Linked DNA regions of Homo sapiens: region 1 is linked to region 2. Evidence: read pairs that join two places in POLR2A ChIA-PET (ENCODE). Cell type or tissue: PC-9. All regions are shown on one strand. Links, peaks and the distances in the headings refer to the core of each region. The heading gives the core; the rest is flanking DNA. Region 1 holds the start of LOC124909348 (a long non-coding RNA gene). Region 2 overlaps EAF1 (ELL associated factor 1).

Evidence for each region. ChIA-PET counts read pairs that join two places held together with the same protein. Peaks named below come from ENCODE experiments on the same cell type or tissue, not always from the same donor. Only the 100,000 strongest peaks of a DNase experiment are listed, where the experiment ranks them.
Region 1: POLR2A ChIA-PET joins it to region 2 with 6 read pairs; 3 of 35 experiments call an interaction of 5 or more read pairs at or near these places.

Annotation. Positions count from the first base shown.
Region 1 is chr3:15,336,898-15,342,276 of GRCh38, reverse strand. LOC124909348 (a long non-coding RNA gene) reads right to left here and starts at 663. Exons shown (of 2, transcript XR_007095830.1): 1 at 633-663. It also overlaps a transcript of SH3BP5 not described here and the pseudogene RNU6-454P. RefSeq lists a silencer at 3,618-3,667. In PC-9, for the core only: no CTCF peak of the experiment used is centred there; a DNase peak (open chromatin) is centred at 2,196; H3K27ac peaks cover 685 bases.
Region 2 is chr3:15,434,166-15,439,544 of GRCh38, reverse strand. EAF1 (ELL associated factor 1) reads right to left here. Exons shown (of 6, transcript NM_033083.7): 4 at 5,007-5,197; 5 at 2,970-3,203; 6 at 1-436. The coding sequence ends at 390. Among named protein-coding and RNA genes, the nearest start is that of EAF1, 9.3 kb to the right of the region's middle. In PC-9, for the core only: no CTCF peak of the experiment used is centred there; no DNase peak of the experiment used is centred there.

The sequences.
Region 1 (5,379 bases), core at 282-5,281, 98 kb after region 2:
CAAGTTTTGTTGGAGCTAATTTCCAAATATAACCTAAATCAACTCCAGTCCATCTCCCCACTACCATCGGACCCCAAGCCCAGGCAGCCACGTCTCTCACTAGGGCCCCTGGGACAGCCTGCTGACCTGTATCCCTACTCCTGCTCTTGCCTTCATGGCCATTTCATGTCCACACAGCAGCCCCAGTGATCACTGAAGCAAATATACTGACTGTGTCATTCTTTGAATTCAGTCCCTTCAGTGCTTCCCATCACTTTTATAATAACTGTAAAAACTTATTATAAAACCTATTATAAAGGCTGGACATGGTGGCTCATGCCTATAATCCCAGCACGTTGGGAGGCCAAGGTGGGTGGATCACTTGAGCCCAGGAGTTCAAGACCAGTCTGGGCAAGGTAGTAAGACCCCATCTCTATTTTTTAAAAATAAAAAATAAAAATTAAAAAGCAAAATAGACTAGCTAGTGATAAAGATAATTGCTATGAAGAAAACAAAACAGGGTAATGAGATAGAGAGGAATATTAATCCATTCTCACACTGTTATGAAGAAATACCTGAACCTGGGTAATTAAAGGAAAGAAGTTGAATTGACTGACAGTTCTGCATTGCTGGGGAGGCCTCAGGAGACTTACAATCATGCTGGAAGGCAAAGGAGAAGCAGGCACCTTCTTCACAGGGTGGCAGGACAGAGTGAGTGCAAGCAGGGGAAATGCCAGACACTTATGAACTATCAGATCTTGTGAGAACTCATTCATTATCACGAGAACAGGATGGAGGAAACTGCCCCCATGATCCAATCACTTCCCACCAGGTCCCTCCCATGACACAATTCAAGATGAGATTTGGGTGGGGATACAGCCAAACTATATAGAGAGGGCTGGAGGACAAACTGTTCCAGATGGGAGTTGGAGAAAGCCTTGCTATGGATGTGACATTTGGGCTGAGATGTGGATGATGAGAAGGAGTCAGGCAGCCGTGCCCTGGAGGAGATAGCGATGCAGACAGCAGAAGCCCTGAGGACAGAGCCAGCTGACAGCCCATGTGGTGCCAGAGGGTGAGCGAGGAGGAGGGGCGGTGAGAGGAGGTGTGAGATGTGGGCACAAGTCAGATGAGGTGGGGCCTGGGAGGCCCCAGGGAAGAGTTTAGGTTTATAAAAGTGCTTTTATAGCAGCCTTTTTATAATAGGTTTTATTTTATTGTTTATTTATTTATTTATTATTTTTTGAGGCGGACTTTCACTCTTGTTGCCCAGGCTGGAGCACAGTGGTGTGCTCTCGGCTCATCACAACCTCCGCCTCCCGGGTTCCAGTGATTCTCCTGCCTCAGCCTCCCGAATAGCTGGGATTACAGACATGCACCACCATGCCCAGCTGATTTTGTATTTTTAGTAAAGACGAGGTTTCTCCATGTTGGCCAGGCTGGTTTTGAACTCCCAACCTCAGGTGATCCGCCCGCCTCAGCTTCCCAAAGTGCTAGGATTACAGGTGTGAGCCACTGCACCTGGCCTAATTTTTTTTTATTTTTTGAGACAGGGTTTCTCTCCTGTCACCCAGGCTGCAGTACAGTGGCGCGATCTTGGCTTACTGCAACCTCCGCCTATGGAGTTCAAGTGATTCTCCCAATTCGGCCTCCTGAGTAGCTGGGATTACAGGTGCCTGCCACCACGCCTGGCTAATTTTTGTATTTTTAGTAGAGACGGGGTTTCGCCATGTTGGCCAGGTTGGTCTCAAACTCCTGATCTCAGGTGATCCCAAAGTGTTGGGATTACAGGTGTGAGCCACCATGCCGGCCTATGTTGCTTTTTTATGTATTTAACCATTTGTCTGTCTTCCCTTGGACTATAAGCTCCACTAGAGCAGATGCTTTGTCTCCTTTGTTCACTGTCATATTTTCACTTGCCAGAGGCTGTCACATAATAGATGGCCAATAAATACTTGTCAGATAAATAAATATTTCTTGTATTTTTAAAATACAAGAAAAATTTCTTAACATTATTTTAAGTTTTATCTTCCAGAGTAAAGTCCTAATAAATACCTTTCTTCACCATTTTAATATGGAATTTTGGCTTCCTTTATAAGTGGATTTATTTAAGTGGCCTTTTCCTGTACCATTTATCTTTGTCTATCTTGCCTATTTCCTTCCTTAGATTTCCTAGACTAATAAGCCATGGATAAGGAAGTGAGGGCTGTGCTGAGATGATTTGTTCTTGGTTAACCCAAGCTGGGTCATGGTGATGAGTCATTTTTCTTCTCGGGACACAGAAGTATTCTCTCCTCCTTAAAATCCCATTCTAGAATAGTGTCTGCAAAATGTTATGCTCATTGATTTGCAGGGTATAGAACTTTCTTTCTTCTTTTTCCCCCCTTTTTTTAGCAAAGGCCGTCACTTCAATAGGATCTTTCTTCTTCTTTTTTTTTTTAATTTTTTATGGAACACTTCACAAATTTGCATGTCATGGTTGTGCAGGGGCCGTGCTAGTCTTCTCTGTATCATTCCAATTTTAGTATATGTGCTGCCGAAGCAAGCACTCTTTCTTCTTTTTATTATTTATTTATTTATTTATTTTTGAGATAGAGTCTTGCTCTGTCACCCAGGCTGGAGTGCAGTGGCGCCGTCTTGGCTCACTGCAACCTCCGCCTCCTGGGTTCAAGCAATTCTCCTGTCTCAGCCTCCCTGGTAGCTGGGACTACAGTCGCATGCCACAGTGCCAGGCTAATTTTTGTATTTTTAGTAGAGATGGTTTTACCATATTGGTCAGGCTGGTCTCAAACTCCTGACCTCAGGTGATCCACCTGCCTCAGCCTCCCAAAGTGCTGGGATTACAGGTGTGAGCCACCGCACCTGGGCTCTTCTTTTTAGTAGAACACTTTTTCCATCTCCAGGATTCCAGCACCATCCTAAATATCTGTAGGTCCTGTAAGACTACAGATATACACTGAAAATCTCTTTCCTGGATTCTCTAGGTGCTGTGGCCTGTAATTCATCTGGGTCAAGAGACAAGTTTAATTCAATTTAGACACAAATAAAGGTTCTCCTTAGAGGGGAGTGGCCACATTGGAAGACAATTTGGCAACACACTGATGTCACTGAATCGCTAAATTAAACAGATGCCTCTTTAATGTGGAGGCTCTGATCCCTTTCAAAGAACTGGCTTCTATAGACTCTTGAATTCTTAGAACCAGTCATTTGGGGTTAAAAAATATTGTTGAAGGGTTTATGGTCTACCTTAAAATTCTCTTCCACCTTGCTATGTGCCATGATCCTTAGGGGTCGCTGGGAAGAGAAGAGAGATTTGGCAGGAAGACCTACGAGCCAGCTTTCCTGCAACACCTTACCATGAGGGCTCTGGGGAGAGGTCAGACATTTACCTGTGTGTGGCCTGCCAGGTGTAAGTGGTCTGCCAATAGGGTTCTGAGGTTAATTTGAGACTACATGCCATCCTAAAGGGGCCAGCCAGCCACTCCTCACATCTTCTCCACACTCTTGCCAATCAGAGATGTCTGCATTTTCATATTAGGTCACTGTTTTCATGTTTAGGTTTTTTTTTTTTCGGGGGACCTTGCTAGTGCAAGGGATGGGGGTGGGGTGTGGTGGCTGCGCACCCATGCATGAGTCCCTCCCCACCCCACACTGCTGCAAGCCTCCTTCATGTTAGTTTTAACTGTTGGCTCAAATTTATAAAGGCTATGTCAGCCAGGCAGCACATACCCCAGGCCTGATCCCACCAGTCGCTTCCAGTTTGCAGCCTCTGACCTAAAGTGCCACGTAAATATCACTGGTGGAGAAAGAGGGGATGCTAGTTATCAGTTTCTTCCGATATTGACACCAGAGTGTGATGTGAATGCAGATTCATTCTTAGTCCAGACAGCAGTTTCTGTTCTAGGAGTTAACAGGTAGTTACGAAGCATTTAATTTAATTTAATGTATTTATTTAGAAACAGGGTCCCTATCTGTTGTCCAGGCTGGAATGCAGTAGTGTAGTCTTGGTTCACTTCAGCCTCAACCTCCTGGGTGCAAGCAATCCTCCCATCTCAGCCTCTGGAGTAGTTAGGACTACAGGTGCACACCACCACACCTAGCTAGTTTTTGTATTTTTTGGTAGACATGGGGTCTTGCTATGTTGCCCAGGCTGGTGTTGAACTCCTGGCTTCAAGCAGTCCTCCCACATTGGCCTCCCAAAGTGCTGGGATTACAGATGTGGGCCAGCACGCCTAGCTCACAAAGCATTAAAAAAAAAAATTGGCATTGCAAGGAATCTTAATTTAAATGGCATTGAAATTTGACAGAAAGGGTCTTAACTTCACAATGAGGGATTGACTTGGCTGCTGCTTTGGGGCACTTTTTTTTTTTTTTTTTTTTTTTGAGTCAGGGTCTCACTCTGTCACCCAGGCTATAGTGCCATGGCACTTCCTTAGTTCACTGCAGCCTCGAGCTCCTGGGCTCAGGGGATCCTCCTGCCTCACCCTCCTGGGTAGTTAGGACTATAGGTACACACCACCACACTCCGCTAATTAAAAATTTTTTTTTGGTAGAGATGTGGGGAGGCTCTTACTATGTTGCCCAGGCTGGTCTTGAACTCCTGGCCTCAAGCGATCCTCCTCCCTTGGCCTCTCAAAGTGCTGGGATTACAGGTGTGAGACCTGGCCTGGGGCCCAGGTTTCATGAGGGCCTGTCTCCCCAAGTAAAGGACTAGGAATTTGTCATCTACATGTTTGGGACCCTCAAACTGGCCCCAGAAATAGTGTATGCATATAGTAGGGGCTGAAAAGTGTACTGAATTAATGTTGCTTTCTGCAGATCTAGATCTAAAAACAAAAAACAGAACAAAAATACAAATGAATTAATGTTGTTGATCACTTTCACTTGCAAACTTCAGTTTAAAAACATTAAATAAAAACTCTTGGCCGGGCACGGTGGCTCTCGCCTGTAATCCCAGCACTTTGGGAGGCTGAGGTGGGTGGATCAGGAGTTCAAGACCAGCCTGGCCAACATGGTGAAACTTCATCTCTACTAAAAATATAAATATTAGCTGGGTGTGGTGGCAGGCGCCTATAATCCCAGCTACACAGGAGGCTGAGGCAGGAGAATAGCTTGAACCCAGGAGGCGGAGGTTGCAGTGAGCTAACACCACCGCACTCCAGCCTGGGTGACATAGCGCGACTCTGTCCCAAAAAAAAAAAAAAAAAAAAAAACTAAACTAAAAAAAACCCCAACTCTTTGGCTGAGTGTGGTGGCTCACGCCTATAATTCCAGCACTTTAGCTTAGCTACTAAGTACAGGTAAAAAGTAGTAAGACTGTGGGATTGAACCAGGGTTGGGATTATGCCAAGTGCTTACAGTGGTCGGGGAGAAGCGTGAGGGAGTTGTGGTTGACTGTAG
Region 2 (5,379 bases), core at 15-5,014:
CACTGGTACCAACCACTTGGCCAAACTGATGGCTGCTGAGGTTTAAAACTGAATCTCTGGCCTGGTGAAGATATGGCCTTTGAGTAACTTAGACCAGGGCACATTTATCTGTTTTTCATTAACAATTTTAACTAAATAGAAATATAATTCTGTTAGCTCTTCTACAGGTCTACTTAAACTTTGAAAGATGAGATTGTTCAAAAATGACACGAGAAAATCACCCATCACCACTAAGTTAAAGACTTGAATATGTGAGAGTTCCAGAGCCTCAAACTCCTACTACAGTCACTGATCCATAACATTTTCCTCTTGCAATGGACTCCACGCCAAAGTAGCTCAGTCTTGCGGCATGTTTGTGCACCAAAAAGTAGGTTTCGAAAGATCCAGCACTAGTCATCACTGTCACTGCCAGACTCACTCAACTGCAAGTCATTTCCTATTTAAAAAAAAAAATAAAGTAAAATCATAGAATCAAACAAAAGTACAGAATTTAAAAATGACTTCCTCATAATTTTTTGTTAATTGCCTTGGCTATCACACTACAGTAAAACCTTGTTAATTCAACTTAGGGAAGAAAATCAAATTGGCTCACTGAAACAAAATGGTGCTTTTGGTTATCTACAAAGCACAACAATACTGCATATTAGGGTAGAGCAAAGGAGAAGTAAGCTGGATAACTTTTAAATGGTTTAATAAATAGCAAGAAAATATTTAAAATATGTCTGGGCGCAGTGGCTCACGCCTGTAATCCCAACACTTTGGGAGGCCAAGGCAGGGAGATCATTTGAGGCCAGCAGTTGGAGACCAGCCTGGCCAACGTGGCGAAACCCCATCTCTACTAAAAATATAAAAATCAGCCACGTGTAGTGGGACATGCTTGTAATCCCAGGTACTTGGGAGGCTGAAGCAGGAGAATCGCTTGAACCCAAGAGGTGGAGGTTGCAGTAAGCCAAGATTGCACCACTGCACTCCAGCCTGGGCGATAGAGTGAGACTGTCTCAAGGAAAAAAAGAAAAAAGAAAAAAAAAAAAAAAGAAAATATTTAAAATAACTGATCACCATTCGGAAGAACTGATCACATTAAGTTGCTTTATAAAGGCAACTTAAGAAAATATCCGGTAGGCTTCCCATTAAGAAAGGTGAATACTGTTAACACCAGTAATATGCTAATGCAGTATCTGCTCTGGCACACCTCTGTCCAGGATAGTCACGTTATCTTAAATTTCAAATCTGAACTAACGTGCTTTACAAAACCCCAGATTCCTGTTTACTAGGCAGAATTTAGAAGAATATAATTACTTAACATTTCAATCTAATACAATAGGAATACATATAACAGAACCCCAGTTGATACCACTTGTAGCAAAAGTGATTTTCTTTATTTCCAAATTGCTAATCTCTAGGCCAGTTCTCCTCAAAGTCTATTCTGAGGACTCGGGGTTCCATGAAACCCTTTCAGGGGGGTCTGATCCTGAGGTCACCCCTTTTCTAACTACCTAGAATGCCAGATTTTCTTCATATACTTCAGTCTCTATGTTAAAGATGGGGCATATAATGGCAATGTCTTGAGATATTTTTGGTTGTCATGGGGCTGGGGAGGTGGGAAGAGACTGGTACTGGCATCTAGTGGGTAGACGTCAGGGATGCTCTTAAACATCCTACAATGTGCAGGACAACCTCCCACAAAGAAGACTTATCTTGCCCAAACTGCCCATAGTGCTGAGGTTGAGATTATCTCTGCCTGGTCCACAATAGTTGGATTAACTAGGTTAACTTCCCCACTGTTACCTCTAGACCTTCCAACTTCCTTAAAGGAAGGTGTACCAAGAGAGAACATTCATCAGGGTTCCAAAAAGAGAAAAGCATAGAAAATTAGCCCTCTGTTCACCTTCAAAACAAATAAATTTTTGTTCTTGTTTTCCTGTTTTACTTTAGTATCAACTGCATTAAAACACACCGAGGCCAGGCATGGTGGTTCATGCTTTTAATCACAGCACTTCGGCAGTTGGGGAAATTACTTGTACCCAGGAGGAGTTCAAGACCAGCCTGGGCAAAACAGTGAGACCTTGTCTCTACAGAAAATTTTAAAAATGGCTGGGTATGGTGGCTCATGCCTATAATCTCGGCACTTTGGGAAGCCGAGGTGGGTGGATCACTTGAGTCTAGGAGTTTGAGACCAGCCTGGGCAATGTGGCGAAACCCTGTCTCTACCAAAAAAAAAAAAAAGGATCATGCCGCTGCACTCCAGCCTGGACAACAGATCAAGACTCTGTCTGAAGGAAAAAAAAAAAAAAAAAAGCCACCACACTGTCTGGGGACAGTGGATTCTTTTTTATAAAAGTTCAAGATAGGCAGGCATGGTGGTTCACACCCATAATCCCAGCACTTTGGGAGGCCGAGGCAGGCAGATCATTTGAGGCCAGGAGTTGGAGACCAGCCTGGCCAACATGGCAAAACCCCATCTCTACTAAAAATACAAAAATTAGCCAGGTGTGGTGGGACATGCTTGTAATCCCAGGTACTTGGGAGGCTGAAGCAGGAGAATCGCTTGAACCCGAGAGGTGGAGGTTGCAGTAAGCCGAGATTGCACCATTGCACTCCAGCCTGGGCGACAGAGTGAGACTCTGTCTCCAGAAAAAAGACCAATGGGCAGAGAGCAGTATGGTGGCAGGTAGCTCCCCGAAAGTCTGGTATAAAAGCAAAAACAGCCTATCTGTTCATGTTTTAGTGTTTTCTAGAATTCACAAACACCGGTATGAGCCAGTGGGGAATAGAAATAGAAAGAACAGATTTTTCATCTCATTTCCCTTTTTTACTGTTTAGTAACTCACACCTTTCTGCTCCAAACTATTTTTAACAAGATCCTCTCCCATGCCTTAAACATCTTTAGGTTTGTAAGTTCTGGCACAGGATAAATAGAAGCTGCACCTATGGCCCTCTCTCAGCCATAAAAAGGAGTACACACTTACTGAGGGTGTTCATGAGCTGGTTGCTTCCTTGTGGCCGGCTGGTTCCATTGGCAACGGCAGGCCTACTGTTGTAGGGCTGCTGGTGTGAAGGCTGCGGAGGAGAGGCTGGGCCATTGTCCTCGCCTCCACTGCTGGAGCTATCGTCATCACTTCCCGAAGAGCTCTCAGAGTCTGAAGAGCTGCTCCCACTGCTGCTGCTCATTTGTTCAATAATGTCAACTTCAGCCCTCAGCTCTGGAATAAAGGATATGACATGGATCAGCACAGCAGCCCTTTTCAAGGCAGTGCATTGGAGCTTCTATAAATAGTAAATCAGCAAAACCAACAGCAATAAGAAATAATTTAAAACAAAGTCCTACTTCTCAATACCTTAAAAAATGTACAAACAAAATTACCAAAACAAAAACACAGCCTGTTTCCAGAGACACAATGGAAACATTAAATTCACTCAAAATAAATAAAAAGCAAGACTGTTTCAGAATAATGGCTGTTCTGTGTAAGAAATGAATTAAGTCCATTTGCCTTTATCTACTAAAAGAAAAATTATGAATATTATGAACTATGGGATAAAACCATAATTCCCACATAAGAGAAGACAAATATTATGTAAAGTGGTTGAAAAATATTTGACTAGGAGTTGGGAGGTCTGAGTGCTTGTTTTGGATTTACCTCTAACCAGCAGTGACACCTAGGTAGAAGTCAATGAATTTTCCAAGCCACTCTGGAAAAATGAAAACCAGACAGCCTCTAAGGTCCTTTCCAGCTCTCATGTCCCATAAATAAATGGAGGTTTGCAGGAAGAACCATGGTGACTAAATAAAAATGGTAAAACAATATTCTTCCTCTTCACTCTTTACATATTTGACTGACAGCCATGCCTGTCAGGTACTGCATTTTTTACAGATATAAAATATCAATGTTAACTAACCATTTCAAGAAAGGCGCCAGATTTTCCTGTCTAGGCATACCATGTGGCCTTAAATGGCTATGGCTCCTTTAAGCATAATTGGCAACAACTAACCACTCATGCTCTGATTCCTATTCAACCTAAGTGAAAACTTCCATAACAGCATTCCAGTATCCATGAGGAAAAAAAAAAAGGGACAAAACAACTGTACACAGTGCAGAGTGATGTCTGCAGCCGTTCTACAGGGTGGAAAAGGCAAATTTCCCAGGGACAACTCTTTATGTTTCCCTACTATTATTATGGATTTAGTTATTTTATAAAACTTATAAATATGAAATATGACCTCACAACTTCTAAAGAGTCTGGAGGACTAAAACCATTCATCGTGTGAAGGAGAAAGCCAAGGTAAGCTTTTTTGTCTCAGGTTTGCAGTGGAGAGAACCAAACTGGACCTTTAACTCTTTCTAGGCCAGTATCTGTTTCTATTGGTCCTCATGGCCTCTTTCATATTTACACACTTTGTGTTAGCACAGGACATTTGCTTATGGTATTTTAAAAGGCATTTTAATCCTTTTTTTCCCCCCAAAAAAGAGATGTTATTGCCCAGGCTGGAGTTCAGTAGCTACCAACAGGCACGATCATAGCACACTGTAGCCTCAAACTCCCAACTTCAAGCGATCCTCCTGCCTCACAGTAGCTGAAACTACAAGTGTGCAGCACCATGGTCAGCTCCTCCAGCCTATATACTAATGTAGAGCTCAGAAAGGTTGCCACCTACGCTTAGTTTTCACCTCCAACACCTAGAATCCTTTCTTTCTCCGAAGCCTTAGAGGTGTGCCATATGGAGCTTAGATGGAAGTCATGCTTGTTTAAATCCTAGGCCTCTAAGCAGAATGGCTACAAAGATAGCCACAAACTCAAGTCACTATTCCAGGACTCACCCTTGTCAAATGAGGTAAGTGGCAGAAGCCCCCACCCTCCCCATCTCTGAACAGTGAGCTCTGCAGACATTTTTTTGATGGCATTGAATGCCCCAGCCACTGTATCAATACAGCAGCCATGTGATCTCCACAAGAAAATTCAGCACTCTACTCCAAGTTGCTATCATGGATCCAGAAAATGTTCTCTACCTCTTTTGATGTCATCCAACTGAGGTTCAGGTGAGGGGTTATCTTTCAAGGGAGAAGTTTTGGGTCCAACTGGAGGCTTCGTTGGAGCTCTGAATGGCATAGGTGGTGGAGGTGGTGGTGGCTGTGACGTCTGTGGAGGACGAGTGGGCTGCTGTTCCATTCGGGCCTGGATTTTACTGCTGCCCTCAGCTCTGAAAGGAGATACAGACATTAAATTAGCAGGGCAAAAATAGTGGTTCTCAAATTTGTCCAGGTGACTGAAAACTCAGAAGTCTCTGTAGAACCCCATGTTCTTTCCAGACCACTTCAAAATACTGATACTTGTAATTTTGTCATGTGAGCTATTCATTCAACATTTGAGTGTCTACTGTAA